Regions from separate parts of the Homo sapiens genome. Here region 2 is linked to region 1. Evidence: chromatin loops called from intact Hi-C (ENCODE). Cell type or tissue: heart left ventricle. All regions are shown on one strand.

Region 1 (8,000 bases):
ATGTTAAATACTTTTCATCAGGGTTAGTAATATTTTAAATCTGTACCTGGCCTCTATGGTCATTAGAAACTCAAAATATAACAGCCTATAAGGTACAGCAGTCTGCAGATGAGGTACAGCAGTCTGCAGCTTCTGTGATATAAAATTAATAATCCTTTTGTTATCTGTGAGCCAGTGCTTTACTAATACAAGCCCAGCCATGGACTGTACTACAGTCTAGTAACAGTGTAGTAAGAAATGAGAAAACATTTACAATCAAAGCCTGAATATTCAGATGTGTATAATTTATTATTATTATTATTTTATTATTATACTTTAAGTTCTAGGGTATATGTGCACAACATGCAGGTTTGTTACATATGTATACATGTGCCATGTTGGTGTGCTGCACCCACTAACTCGTCATTTACATTAGGTATATCTCCTAATGCTACCCCTCCCTCCTCCCCCCACCCCACGACAGGCCCCAGTGTGTGATGTTCCCCACCCTGTGTCCAAGTGTTCTCACTGTTCAGTTCCCACCTATGAGTAAGAACATGCACTGTTTGGTTTTCTGTCCTTGCAATAGTTTGCTCAGAATGATGGTTTTCAGCTTCATTCATGTCCCTACAAATGACATGAACTAGATGTGTATAATTTTTATATTAAAACATTTTCTGTTTTAAGGTTTCTTTTGAAAAAACATATATTTCTTATCCAGTTCTAGACCCTGTAACCATGAACAACCATATTCTTTGATGGATAATAAATGCTTCATAATTTTTCCCTAGGATAGGATAACCATGATTAAATTTCCCTTTTTGAAAAAAACACTATGCACCAAATAGGTAATAGTTTCTTAATACGATTAATTATTAAAGTAACTTTATTGGGGAGAAGAAAGAGGATTTATTGTTTCATGGGTACGAAGTTTCAGTTTGGAATGATGAAAGAAGTTCTGGAGATGGTTAATGGTGATGGTTGTAGAACAATGTGAACGTCCCTAAAACGTACACTTAAAATAGTTAAAATGGCAAATTTTATGCTATGTGTATTACAACAAAATTAATATGCATATTTTTTAAATAATTTTAAACTTTAGGTTAAAAAGTAATTTTATAAACTTTTTAAAGCATAAGGAAATTTGTGGTCTCTATTGTATTCAAAGAAATGACTGTTCATCCTCATGCATAAAATTTAGGATGAGACACTGTCTTACAATTTCCTGCTTTCTGACTGTCCTGATCGATGTTTTCAGTCATGCCACTTTTTCACAGTCTGCGTGGCACTTCTCCAACAGGAAATTTACCTCAGATCTGTTCATGTCACCAATCCTCCTGTAGCTCTAGCTTCTCTGCTCCAAGTTAAACTGAAAACTGCCCTGTCATTTCTTTTAACCTTTGAGTTTGAGGCAGTTCTGAGAACTTCTCTCACAGCAATTGCTTGTTCCTCCTGGGCACCATACTATAACTAGGCTTAATCATAGAATTCTAGGGTTGAGGAACCTTGAAAAGCACTGTGACCTCTCCAACACTGGCCGCAACCACTCACAAACCATCCTCACACACTGTAGAGGTTGTGTTGCCTTTTAAAGCTCCCTCTCAGAATTCTATGCTTTAGGATTTTCTCCTAAAAACACCAACTGCAAATCTAAATCTGTCAACCTTTGTGCTAAGGTACACTTCCCTTTGCTCTTGCTAAAGTGGGATAGGGGAGAAAATTGATCACTTTCTATACTAACATTTTATGTCCATTTTTTGAAGGCCATTACTAAATCAAAGTCAGATCTCAGCTGTCTCCTTCAGAGCAAAATAGCCCTTATTCCCGAAACTTCCCCATATAAGGTTAGATTTCCATTCTTTTAATAACGTTTGTGACCATTTTTTTATTCTCTGTTAAGCTCCTTACATTTCCCTTGAGTTATGGAAGGCAGAATACTCAAATAAGGTATTTTATTAACTTTTGCAAATTTTTACATTCGAGAACCATGCTATCTTTTTAGGAGAGATTCTGCTAGACAGCTTAAAATTCAGTGTGTCTCTAATATCACCACTACTATATTTATTGTAAATATTTACATTTGTCAGTTAGTATAGTTTGATTTGTTTTACCCCTCCAAATCTCATGTTGAAAATTGATTCCTGGGGTTGGAGGAAAGGCATAATGGGAGGTGTTCTCGTCAGGGGGGCAGATCTCTCATGAATGAATGCGTTGGTGCCATCCTTACAGTGATGAGTGAGTGCTCTCTCTAGTAGTTTCCATGACAGCTGGTGGTTACGAGGAGCCAGGCACGTCTCTCCTCTTTCTCTTTCTCTTGCTTCTTCTCCCATCATGTGATCTGGACATGCCTGCTCCTCTTAGCCTTCTACCACGAGTGGAAGCAGCCAGGGGCCCTCACCAGAAGCAGATGCTGCTGCTAGGCATCTTGTACAGCCTGCAGAACTGTGAGCCATATAAGCCTTTTTCTATAAATTACCCAGCTTCAAGTATTCCTTTACAGCAACACAAATGGACTAAGACAACAGTCATTTCTCCTATTTGTATTAATTATATTCAGCCTATTCTCCCTGAGTTTACCTTTAAGAATCATCTTTTTCCAGCTGATACCAACTAACATAAATATAACATTGATCTCAAATAAGCTGTTACCAGTAACAATTACTAAACCCACATCCATGTCAGGATAGCTTTTTTAAAAAGAAAAATGCTGATCTATTTTAATATCTTCATTAACTATAACTTTCAAGAGTAACACACTTCCAGTAATTATCCAAAATAACAGATACTCTCAATATATGTTTTTCTGTGTGTCAACTTGCTATTCATATTTTAAAAATCAGGTTACTAAGTAAAGACAGTTTGAGTATGTATTATACATAAACACATTTCACTACAATAGTTCAACATCTATTGTATTATCTCCTTTACTTCCTTAAGAGGAAAAAGTTATGCAGGCATCAAAACTCCCCATTATGCAGGTATCAAAACTCCCCATTATGCAGGTAGTGTGAAATTCACCCTATACTTCCATCAAATTATAGAGGATCAGTCATGTGCACCTAGGAGTAGGAATGGTTTGCTGAGGCATTCAGGCCCAGCAAAGGAGGGCAAAGCATGATGATCATCATAACAGTGAAAATTTTAATAGTAGAAATGCTTCAAAAATTAGTGTTTTACAGCAGGCACAACCTGCAACTCCAAACCTGCAGCTTACACATAATCTCTGACCTGTTCTGGGCTCCAGACATCCTCAGTTAGGAACAGCACACACTCAGTGCCAAGCAAGACCAACAAGATTCCTAGGCTATGATGAATACAAAGAAAGGAGGGAACAGGGCACCCTTGCCATGGCAAACCTGTTCTGCCCAGTCCCCCAAGGTGATGAAATGTGTGACTGTCACAAGACTCAGTAATACTGTTATAATTGGGATGTACAGGGAATAGATGCCAGCTGCAGAAACAGTATGTACTTTGACAAGGAGTGTGTTGGAAACGACTGCCAGCCTGTGCCTGCTGCCAACTCCACTCAGCTACAAATAGAAATGACGACGCACAGTGGGCCACAGCTCTCATAGTAGCCTTTACCAACCACTGCTTCAGGACCAAGCAGGATCTAGAATTTGAAGTGGTCACGGCAGTCTTCAAATTAGTTACACATCGCAGAGTGGCACTATTCAAAGGGTAGCCACAGTACAACTGCACTGGCATCAACAGAAAAGCCTGTTGAAAAATGCAGCTTCATCCCCGACCCAGACCTATTGAATCAGAATCTCTAAGGGTGACGCCCAGGAATCTGTAGGTTTAAATTTCTCCTGGTGTTTCTTATGAATATAGGTTTGAGAGCTAAGGTCAAGCAAGCCAAATAGGAGATACCAAAAGCACAAATCATAAAACTATGTAAAGTAAGGAAAAATAATATCATCTTACATTTTTATCATGCTTTGCAATTTACCAAGTGCTCCTATATGTAACCTCATTTCTACACAACTATATTTTACAGAAAATACAATTCCTAGGAGATCTGAGTTAGAAATATACTTTAAAATATATATATATATATATCAGGAATAGAGCAAAGGTATTTTAATGATGTCTAGAGCTCTTTCCACTCCATTGTTATGACTCATAGTCATAATCATTATGATAACATGAATAACAACAAAAGGAATAAAAATGATAGCAGCCCTTCCTATGTGCCAGACATTGTACTAAGAGTTTATATTTGTTACCACTTTTAATCTCTGTAACAACACATGAGATATTATACTTCCAGTTTTACAACTGAGGAAATTAAGACTCCAGAAAATTAGATTGCCTAAGATCATAGAGCAAGTAATTATGGGTGCCTAGATCCAAACATGTTCTGCCTGACTCTAAAGCATGTACATAACCTCTCTGTTCTACAGCCTCCTTAGTGTGATTCACTCAAGCAAAGTTACAGCATTGTTCAAAGATTAAATGTGGCCTCACTTTCTCACGATAACCAGCATGGTCAGATGATGAAGTAAATGAATTTCTCAATGACTCCTTCACCACTGGTTCCTCATATGTTCTTTCACCATCAGTGTATTGAATGCCCATTCAGTGCCATATATTGTGCTTGGTGATGGGAAGACAAGGATGAGTAAGATGAAGTTGCAGTTTCTGCCCTCATGAAATTTACACTGTGGTATAAATCTAGGGTTACATCATTTTACACCAGGTCATATTTACCCTGGCCAGCACCGTGATCCAGAGATTTCCCCATTTCCCTGTCTTAATAAATATCATGATTCTCCTATTTTCTTGGCCTTGGCCAACCTCTCTACTGGTGAATTTCAGAAAATCGGATCCTTACGTTGCTAATAGCTCCTAGTGGAATCAGGTGCTACTTCTGCAATGGACTGAGATAATTACATCAGTCAGGACGTTGTCCACAGCATTTTGTTTGGGCTTGGCTCAGATATCCACTCTGTAGTAGTGTGACCTTGGAAAAGTTATTTAACCTCTTTGTAAAATAGAGATGGTAAAATGGAACTATCTCCTAAAGTTGTTATGAGAATCAAGTGAGCTAATTGAAAGGGAACACTTAGCCTAGTGCCTGCCACAGTATAGGCATGAAAAACTATTATAATTACTTGAAAAGCATTCTTGGTAATACTTAGCAAAACAACTTTGTACTAGGCTTGTTTGGAGCAACCATTGAGTTGTGCCAAAAATTAGACTTTGCCTTGGATTATGATTATCCAAATACTTCTCTTAATATCTCCTCTATGTGGTAAGAACTTGAAGTCAGCAAAATCATTAATTTCTGTACCTTCCCTCCACCCCACAGAACCTAGTATTCTGTAAATTATCTATTAATTTACATGTTTAAAAGTTTCTTTACAATCAACAGAGTGAAGAGACACCTGTAGAATAGGAGAAAATATTTGCAAACTATTGATTCGACCAGGACTAATATCCAGAATATAAAAAGAATTCTAACAATTCAACAGCAAAAATACAAATAATCCCATTAAAAAGTGGGCAGAGGATCTGAATACATATGTCTCAAAAGAAGACATACAAATGGCCAAGAAGTATACAAAAAAATGTTCAACATCACTAATCGTCAGGGAAATGCAGATCAAAACCACAATGAGATATAATCTCACCCTGCTTAGAATGGCTATGTCAAAAAGACAAAAAATGACAAATGCTAGTGAGGAGGAAAAGAAAAGATAACTCATACACTATTTGTGGAAATATAAATGAGTACAGCCATTATGGAAGACAGTGTAAATGTTTCTCAAAAAGCTAAAAATAGAACTACCATATAATCCAGCAATCCCACTACTGTGTTTTTTTTCCAAAGGAAAAGAAATCATGATATCAAAGGCATACCTGCACTTCTGTTTATCACAGCATTATTCACAGTAGCAAAGATATGGAATCAAGCTAAATGTCTATCAAAAAATGAATGAATAAAGAAAATGTGGTATATATACATCATGAAATTCTAGTCAGCCTTTAAAAAGGATGAAATCCTCTCATTCATGCCAACATGAATGAGCCTGGAGAACATTAGGTTAAACAAAATAAGTCAAGCACAAAAACATAAATATAACATGCTCTCACTCACATGTGAAAGCTAAAAACAAAAAGCTCAGTTCATGAAAGAAGTTAATTGGTTAATGGATACAAAATTATAGCTAGATAGAAACTAATTAATTGGTTAATGAATACAAAATTACAGCTAGATAGAAAGAATGAGTTCTGGTGTTGTGTGGCTCTGTAGGGTAGATATGGTTAACTATAATTTATTGTACATTCTGTAAAGTCTAGAAGAGACGATTTTGAATGTTCACAACATAAAGCAATGATAAATGTTTGAGGTGGTGGATGTGCTAATTAACACTGATTTTAGCATTACACATTGTATACATATGCAGAAATATCACTCTGAATCCCATAAATAAAAGCAATTATGGGCCAACTAAAAATAAAAGGAAAAAAGTTTCTTCGATTCATTTTTTGTTGTTGAATGAATGAATAAGTAAATAAATAAAAATGGACAAATGAGCCCATCTGTTCTTCCATCCTCACATCAGACTGTCTTTCCTTCAGGTTCCTACGTTTTCTGTTAAAAAAAAAACCAATTAATATAAAAGAACTACCACTCACTGCGATAAATAGATTTCCAAAGGTTATTCCTAGAAAAGACAAAGCTTTACTTCTAAAAACAATGTTGATTGATGGAATTTCAAGAACAAGGGTAGTCAGGAAAAGGAAATATTCTGGATCAGTGAACACTCCCGGCTGCCCTGAAATCAGCCAGTGTAATTCGTCTTTTCACGTGAGCAAACTCAGAGACGATGTGGATTCCTTCTTGCTCTTCACAGCACCCTTTAAGCAAAACTAGATGCCTGGGAGTACTTCCTTCCCCTCAAATCTCACCACACAGCCTAAATTTTACTGCATATGTGCTTAGGGGTAGCACTTGTCTCTATCAGACGGCTCTCCACATTTACCTCCAAAAGTGCACAAGCGGGAATGAAAATAGCCAGTTCTCTGGAATAATATCTGAGGTACCATGTGAGTACTGACACGCTGCAGAATGGCCACAGATGACCCACCTGGGGACAACCATACGACTGCATAGACTTCTGCAGTGAGCAAGCAATATGTGCTGGCAAGTGGAGCCAAAGTCTACACCTACATGCCCACCCTGGAACCGCATAACTTGTGCCACTGCCAGAGCTTCCTGAGGAGGGAGGAGATTGAGCAGGTGTCCATTTTCAAAATGTCCCTCCCCTTCTACGACAAAGAGATTAAGACCTAGCTCCATGCAACAACAACTATCTGAAGCTCTCTCATCCATTTAGAACACAGCACTGCAGGAAAATCTTTTCTCCAGTCTCTATGATTTTTCTCTCTTAGCATTTTTACACCCTTCGTGCTTAACAGGTTAATGGAGTTTCATCCCCTGCAACGCCACCAGAAACACAATGTTATCTATAATACATTTCACCAAAAGGCACTTTCTAGCTAGGGTTCTTAGTAATCATTCCCTTAATAGAGTTTGCTGAAGCATTGATCATAAGCTTCATGCCTTGGAAACCTGAACTTCTGGGAGGGTCAGTCCCTGTCTATGGAGTCACAACTCGATCTCGCTACCATGAAATGAGTGCAGACATCGAAAAGGTTACAAAATTGTTTTAAATATGTTTATGTGGTCAAAATACATATAAAATTAGTAATCAGACATCTCCTCACAAGTTAAGTATTCTTTTATGTGTTGTCAAATATCTTTTCAATATTCCAGACATGATGAGTAAATCTTTTTATCTACTTTATTATTTCTGGTATTGATTATTCAAAAAGTTAATGGTCTTAAGCTGTATTTACTGTAACATTTAACTTCCTTTAATTTTTTCTTTAATTCACTTTTAAAAAAATCTATTTCCAGCTTAAGTTTACAGTCTACCTGGGATATTTGCCTAGATGGAATGATAATTTCTTAATTTGTCTTGATTCGATGAATAAAATACATCATGATC
Region 2 (8,000 bases), 350 kb after region 1:
ATACCCCTCTGCATATACACATATATACCCCGTAGCTATCAAAATACAGACCCATTTTTCTACAGGGGAGGGGAAGAAAAAAAGGAGAAAAGACAAAGAGGAATAATAAAGATCGTGGGGAGAGAACAACCCATGGGAAAGCCAGAAAAGAGAATTGAGAGACAGTTAGACCAGGGAGAAGCCTGGCAATTCCTACAGAGAGGACATGCCTAGGCAGGTAGTGGAGGGGAAGCAATGGTGAAATCAGGCCAGCAGCAGCACTGCATTAACACTTGAGTGATCAAACAAAGGGTAAAGCCATCAGGAAAGAAACTGACAGCTGCAGTCCTTAAATGCCCCAATTTAGAGACACAATGACTCCTTCTTCCATTGGCCATCCTCAAACCCAAGTCAGGAACATGCAGTGAGGCTAGACATAGACATAGACTTTCTAGACAGAGAACATACAAATAATTGTGGAACATAACAGAATCAGAAATGCCAACATAAATAAAACTTCAGAATTTGTAGGGTTTGAGCCTTGTGATGAAATCAACTAGTTGAAAAAACATTTTTTAAAAAATTTGATACAGAATATCTTATATATAAAATATACAAAACCTCAGTTTTATAAAATTATCATAAGCCCTCCATACTTTTACAAATCCTTCTCGGTCTTCAGATTCAGAAATGGTGTATCTATAATAGGAACTAATTCTGAAAGCACTTAAAAAGAACAATGTCAGGACAGCTAAATATATGACTTATAAAAATCACTAGTTCCTCCCACCTTGGTTCTGTTGACCTTAGTGGCCAAGTCCTTTTCCTGAGCTTTTAATAAACACATGCCTGTAAGCAAAGATACGCATAGTTAAATCTATACTTAGCATATTAACCCCCAGATGAGCATAAAGACATATGCTACCAGAGATCCAGGAAACAAGAATCTGGGTTTTGGGGCTTTCTGTATTGGGGGTGAATGTTCACCTTCCCACAAGAGTCTCACAATGGTGGCTTTCCCAGCCCTCTAGGAAGGGGCTTCCTCAAAAAAAGTAGCATCTCCAAACACTCATACATTGTGAAGCAACTCAAATTTCCAAGTAAAAAGATATTAAATGTATTAATAGAAAGGACTGCAGACTACCCTTAAAATATATATACGTGTATATATATATATATTTTTATGTATATGTGTGTATATATATATATATTTATGTATATGTGTGTATATATATATTTATATATGTGTGTGTATATATATTTATATATATGTGTATATATATTTATATATATGTGTATATATATTTATATATGTGTGTATATATATTTATATATATATGTGTGTATATATATATTTATATATATATATATATATATATATATATATATATATTCCCAGCTCTTTGGGAGGCTGAGGTGGAAGGATCACCTAGGTCAGGAGTTCATGACCAGCCTGGCCAACATGGTAAAACCCCATCTCTACTAAAAATACAAAAAAATTAGCCAGGCATGGTGGCATGTGCCTGTAATCCCAGCTACTTGGGAGGCTGAGGCAGGAGAATCACTTGAACCTGGGAGGGGGAGGCTGCAGTTAGCCAAGATTGCACCATGCCACTCCAGCCTGGGAGACCAAAAAAAAAAAAAAAAAAGCAAACAAACAACACAAGAGGAAATGATCTTCTACAAAAGGACAGTGAACTATTAAAATTCCACTTCCTAAGCAAGTGTACACCACTTTTTATTTTGAATTAAAATATCAGAAGATCACTGACAGGGAAAAAAAAGTAGGCCAGAATTATCTGGATTACTGCCCTAACTCTAGAAAGCTGACATAGCATGACCAAGACCTACTTAAAAGCTGGCTGTATCTGTTTAACACCAAACTCTGAGGAGAGACCTACCTCCTAATGGTGAAAGAAACTGTTTTCACATTTTGAGAGGCAAGACCCATAAAGGAAGGGCCTCTAATTTCCAGTAATTACCCTGGTACCTTAAAGTCCGTAATTACATAGAGAACCATGCCCTGAACTGGCCTTCAGTTGGTTCCAAACCCATTGCATGTAATTAGCCTTGATTAATATCCCACATTTCACATCAACAGACACAGTGAATCCAAATGATTCCCACGTTCTGCTGCCTCCGGAAACCTCACTGTTCAAATTCTGTGCCTTTATCAAGGGAACATGCTGAGCAAATGGGATCAAATGATGCCTTGGCACCCACCTTGGTCTAACTATTCAGAGGGAAGTAGCAATGCCTTTCATGTAATCATCTTAATCCCTTGTATCAACTAATTAATACACAGAGAAAGCTTTTACTTGCATGTGAGCAATTATAGCAACTTCCTGGTCGGTGTCCAAATGGATTCACAATATAATTCATGAACAATGAGGCTCTGGGAAAGACAGCTCCTAGAGATGACTTTTAAAATGAAAAAGTGTGTGTGTGGGGGTGGGGGCGGGCAGGTATTAATGATTCTAATAGTAGAAAAAGAGGACAGCAAGTAAATCTCAGTTTCTGAAAAAAAATTAATGTTGGAACCCTATTGTGCACATGACTGGCTTAAACAGACCAATTGATGTGAGCAAAGTAAGAACCAATAAATACCAGAGTTTGGATTCTATATCCGTATATACCTGAAATACCACCAAGTTACTTCCAAGGGACTTGAAAACAAACCTGCTGCCATTAAATAATGGGCTTCTGCTAAAAACAAACGAAAGTAAACTCACTCTACACAGACTTCTGAAAGCCATCTAAGATTTGAGCTCAGTGATTTCACATTCCTCCCTGGGGGGTACCTGTTGCAGTTGCACGGGTGCACTCTCTCTTCTCTCTCTCTCTCAACAGGAAGTAGCACATCAGTATTTTCAGCTGCCTGAGAACTAATCCAAGAATGGGGCCCAGGGCGGCAAGGGTTGGGAACTGTGAGCGAGTGGGGGAAGAGGGCTTAGGGGCCTACAGAAAAAGATATCCGAAGCATCAGCACCTGCTGTGGGGTTTCTGCTCCCGTGTCCGCCCCAGCCAGAGTGGGAATTGCTCCAGCACTGGGGCAACTTGTAATCCAACCTGGGGCAGAGAGCACAGGAACCTAGTGGCTCAGGCGTTCAAGAAAAGGCTCCCAGTCATAAAGCACCACATTGTGGTAACAAGCCCCGGGGTTGCACTGTGAACTTTTCCTGTGCAGATGGCTCGCTGTCGGGGAAAAACATTACCCAGCAAAGTCCAGTCAACAAGTTCACTGAATCCAAGTTTCAAAAAACAAAACGCTTCCTCAATCACCCCCTCGTGCCAGACTATGCTGAAGCTGCTTATAAATTACCAAGGGTCATCCTCTTTTTTTTTTTTTAAAGAATAAAATGCTAATGGCATAGGTTTGGGCTCTCTGAATTAAATACTGTACTGAGCCACCCTGGGAACCAGACACTATCCTCTGGCTAGAAGGCTAAAGAATGAGCAATTGCCAGCCGTGGAATTTTCATGATCCAGTTTCCCCACCTTCCTGTCGCATACCCACTGGCAGGAACCAAAGGGCTGTCACCCTGACGAGAGAAAACAAAGCTCTGCACTGCGTTATGAAACAGGTTTTTCCTTTCTCGTAGAGACACTCCTTTATGGCGAGGTCATGTAAAACAGCAAAATGCTCAATGAACACACTTGGTCCTGTTCCCTGCAGGTGACCGTACCCTTCAACTTGACCTGTGATACAGGGAGAGGGAAAGAAAACCACTCTCCAATTTCTAAGTAAAAGGTGACCAGACGGCAGGGATGGCAAAGCAGAGCCTACTGTTAACAACAAAAAGAAACTGCAAACAGCAGCGTGGACAGACAGTCATACAGGTGTGGGCCGGGACCTTAGAGGGCAAAATAAAATGCTTCTGGAGTCTAATCTTGAGCCAAATTGACTAAAAAGGACAGCCCGGCAGAGAACGTGCGTGATGTGAGTTACTCTGGCACCGAGAAACCTGTTCTTATCTGGCAAGTACGCCCCCTGCTGGCCGCGGTGCTGAACTCCGCCTCTTGGTCCTGCGCCAGACAGCCCTCGGAGCTCTCTGGTTTAGACCGGGGGAAGGAGAAAGGAGCTCTGGCAGAGCGAGTCCCTTGTAAAGCACACAATGGGAGCAAAGGGTGCCGTCACAGCAGTCACCGCCCCAAACCACAATCTTTGTCCAGTCACGGTTCTCTGCAGTCAGATAAAATCCAAGCAAGCTGAAAAGAATGAATACAAACCTGCTTGCTGCTTTGCAAGTGAGAAGTTTAGAAAGCTAGGGAGGAGGGGGCCGCCAAAGGGAACCTGCCATGAAAAGATTCTTAAGTCATTCACAGATACAGTGCTTGACTACTGGAGAAAATCTGGACTAACTGCCCTTTTAGAAGTTAGAGTTTACTATAACGTTAACAGTAATTATTTAAATTATTAGCACATGGACACTGCAGCGTAGGATCAAAATGCATTCAAACAACGGGATGGAATTTATTGCCAACAAAATATAATACTAAAATCAGTTTTGCACTTCCATTGTTTTTTTACACATGTCTTCACACGGACATTTTCATGTTTCTTCCCAAGCTTTTGCCTTCCTTTTCACCTAATTCTTTGTCATTTTTGTTGCTGTTGGGGTCTTGCATAAGCATGCTGATGTTTTGTAAGATCAGCCCGCTGTCCCTTATGATGATTCCCTTCAGAATTGGTGCATTCAATGTCTTTGGCAGAAAATCCTATGTAATACTGGCTTGTGTGTTAAGCTCATTCCCATCATCATCAATTGGAGACGCTTACTTAAGGAAAACTGCCAAGACGTTCAGCTAGGCGCCATCCGTTAAGACAACCAAAAAGAAACCTGTTTGTAAAGGCGCAGTGGGTCTTTCCCTTACTGGCACAAATGTCATAAGTGAGTATCTTTAGTTCACATTATCTGCCCTTAGTCTCAGTGAGTTCACCAGCTCAGGCTGAACTTGGCTTCTCCCTGGGACCTCAATCTCATGTCTGTTCCCAGCTCTCAACTTCAAACACAGAGGACAGAGAAGGCAAGGCATCTAGGCGTGAGCAGAGAAATATAATGGGCAAAAGAAACATGCTTCATCTCCTTTGGGTCAGTGGGTCTGGTTTTCATTTTCTGGTTTACATATGAAACCAGGGGGTAAGAAGTGCCAGTGGAATATAGGCCCCAAGGACAAATGCTCTCATTTCAGAATTTAAAAGAATTTTCCAAAGCTAGATATCTCAGTGCTTCTTTACTTAATCCTGTTGGCCGTAATTTTTAGGTTTTGTTTCTTCATGCTCCTTATGCAAGCAGAAGACTGTCCAGGTAAAATGAGAGTTTGTAGTCATTCTTTTATTTATTTGTTCAAGAAATATTTATTCAGTGTTAGACCTGTTTTGCCAAAATATCCTATGTGGATAGTACAGAATACAACAGCGGCTTTTATTCACCACTTCTTTTAGCTTGCACTATGGATGTCTATCCCAGGGAATAACATGATTACGTGGGTTTCCATGCTATGGTTTAGAGAGTTCAACCCTTACCTATCAAAAGGTCTGGGAATGAGTGTGTGGGTCTATTTTTATTTATAAGAGGGGGAGAACGGAACAGTTTTAGAACGAACAAAATCAATCTGCACCAGTTTTGGGAATAAGCTTCTGCTGTGAATAGAGCTGTCAAGACATTTGCAATCTGTTTGGCCCTGTGTCCACAAGAGGCTAAAGGTTTCATAACCAAAAAGTAAGGATTTTTATTCTTTACCACTTGGCTAGCAGGAGCCTCATAAGACTTGGGGTGATTTTAGCTGTTCTATTACACCCTAAAGCACCAAAATGCACATCTATATTTATACTCACATGCACATATGTGCAAAATAATCTGTAAGAAAAACAGAATCTTAGGCTCACTACTATTTTATTTCAAGTATGGGGATAAGTATGATAACTATCAATTGGTTTTCTTATTGAATTTAAGACGTATTCATACTTTCTTCAATAAAGTCAGATGGAAAAGAGTTATTTGGAAGAACTCAGAGGATTTTTACTCATGGCTTCAAACATCACTAAATGGTGGAAAGTGGGAGTACAAGGAAGACTTTTATGAATCAAATGGTTGATTTTCGGGAGTACTCAGTGTCTTTCTCTCATATTGTAACAATACTAGGAGCCCTCCCTTGCAAAAAAAAAATCATTCAATAAGCTCTGACTGATACCAAACCCCCTCAGATTAAACTCAATATGCCATTAATATGAAAAGAATTTGACAGTTTACATAAGGGATGTGACCTGGTGCCAACAACCTCTGGCTTCTCCATTCTCCAGATGGTAGCAGATTAGTAGGCAGCCTTTATTCTCATAAGAAGATTTTTTTCCCCCCATGGAAAAACTATAAAGGCCAATTCTGTTCCAAACTTCAAGTTTCCTTCACAAATGTCTACACAATTCTGGGCCTTAACTAATGCTATTAAAAGAAGCCCCTGGGCTTGAAGCTATATGGAAGGGGGGAAAAAGACTAAGGCAAACTTAACTCTAATGCCTGTCTTTAAAAGATCTATTGACAGAAGCAGTGGGGAGAGTTTGAACTAATGTTAACTTAAAGAAAAAGGCTGGTGAGATTCAATTGTGGATGTGAATGCTTGCTTGAGTTTGATCTTGACGGGGCTTAAGATAAGGGAGATAAAAACCTAAGCCTACTTACATATTAAAAAATGCAGTTGCACTAAATTCACTACATACCACTGTTCTCAATTTGATTTATGCCCATCATCAGTGAAGATGCTGAAGGACACCCCTGTCTAATATGGGAAGAAGCCACAGCAGAGGGCACTTGCTCTGCTTTGCTGATGCTAACGTGAAAAACCATTTCCTGACAATGCACGATACTCGTTCTTTCACATTAACTCTTCAAACGTAACAAAGAATAAAAACGGAATTTTTCTTTGGTCCTGTTCTGAGGTATAAATATAACAAGCAGTTAATCAAAGAGATCCAAGAGGTGAAAAGCAGCCTTTAGTCTGTAAGAAATTATTCCACCAACAGATAAGAAGTGATCTTTAAGTAATCAGGAAAAATATCATATTTTGTAAACAGACTGACCTTAGTAACACTTTTAAGGATCTTCAGGTGCACTTTAAATCCAGAAAGCTAAGCAGACACTTTCCCAAAATGTTTGGGTTGTTTTGTGGTCATCAGGACACATACCATGTATCCCAAAGGAGAAAATTATGTCCTCTGAGGGGAAAAACCTTTTCTAGTAATCCTTTGAACCCACCAAGACTGCTTTTCATACCAATTAGTTCATAAAATGTGTTAGAGATACTTTTCATGCAGTTTTAAATGTTTTTATTAACATTTTCTCAAGTTGGTGAAAATGTGGTAGATGTAGCTTGGATTTTTTTTTCCAGGCAAGTTAGTCATGATGACTGAGATCCTGAAAACTATAAAATAATCTATTGTAGACCTACTGAGCTCAATGAAAACAAGTAGCACAGCACATAGTCCTTACCCTTGAGGAGTTTACATTCCACTATGAGAATTGGGCCACAGAATGAAAAGATTTGGTAAAAATTCAAGGTATCAGGGAGAAAGAGATTATAAAGAAAAAAGACAGCATCTAGGATTCCACCTATTTAACATGACCTATTTCTAGCAGTTTCCAAAATCATTTAGTTAAGAGAACATCAGCATTTGCCAATAGCAAATATACTTAGAGGTCCCAAGAAATAAAAGTTTTCATGGAAATCTCAAAGGCAATAAAAAGGAAAGGCAGGATTTATTTAATTTCTTTTCTGCAAACTGCCTCATTTCCTAAAGGAGGAAATGCCAGGCAAACAGTAACTTAAATGGTTGTATTAAACACTCACCCAAGGATGCCATTAATGATAACTGTCCAGAACTTGTTTAAGCTAAATGTCTAGTTCTCCAAATGCATCGGCAGGGTACAAAATGGGTTGTTGTAAATGGATGTTTTCTAGTTTTCTGCTTTTCCTACAGTGTTCTCACAGAAACAACCATTTCCATCATCATTATCATACTCTTT

What was found. Hi-C counts contacts between places; a loop is a spot of excess contacts. Peaks named below come from ENCODE experiments on the same cell type or tissue, not always from the same donor. Only the 100,000 strongest peaks of a DNase experiment are listed, where the experiment ranks them.
Region 2: a loop joins it to region 1, with 3 times the contacts of the local background. A loop is called at or near these places in 5 of 110 quality-filtered maps.

What each region holds. Positions count from the first base shown.
Region 1 is chr5:107,214,522-107,222,521 of GRCh38, forward strand. No RefSeq gene overlaps it. Among named protein-coding and RNA genes, the nearest start is that of LINC01950, 210 kb to the left of the region's middle. In heart left ventricle, no CTCF peak of the experiment used is centred here; a DNase peak (open chromatin) is centred at 3,500; H3K27ac peaks cover 4,095 bases.
Region 2 is chr5:107,568,225-107,576,224 of GRCh38, forward strand. The region is part of intron 1 of EFNA5 (ephrin A5); the gene reads right to left. Among named protein-coding and RNA genes, the nearest start is that of EFNA5, 99 kb to the right of the region's middle. RefSeq lists enhancers at 1-318, 32-567, 2,492-3,203, 2,814-3,093, 3,664-3,813 and 2 more. In heart left ventricle, a CTCF peak has its summit at 3,970 (motif pointing left); a DNase peak (open chromatin) is centred at 3,997; H3K4me3 peaks cover 1,116 bases; H3K27ac peaks cover 3,986 bases.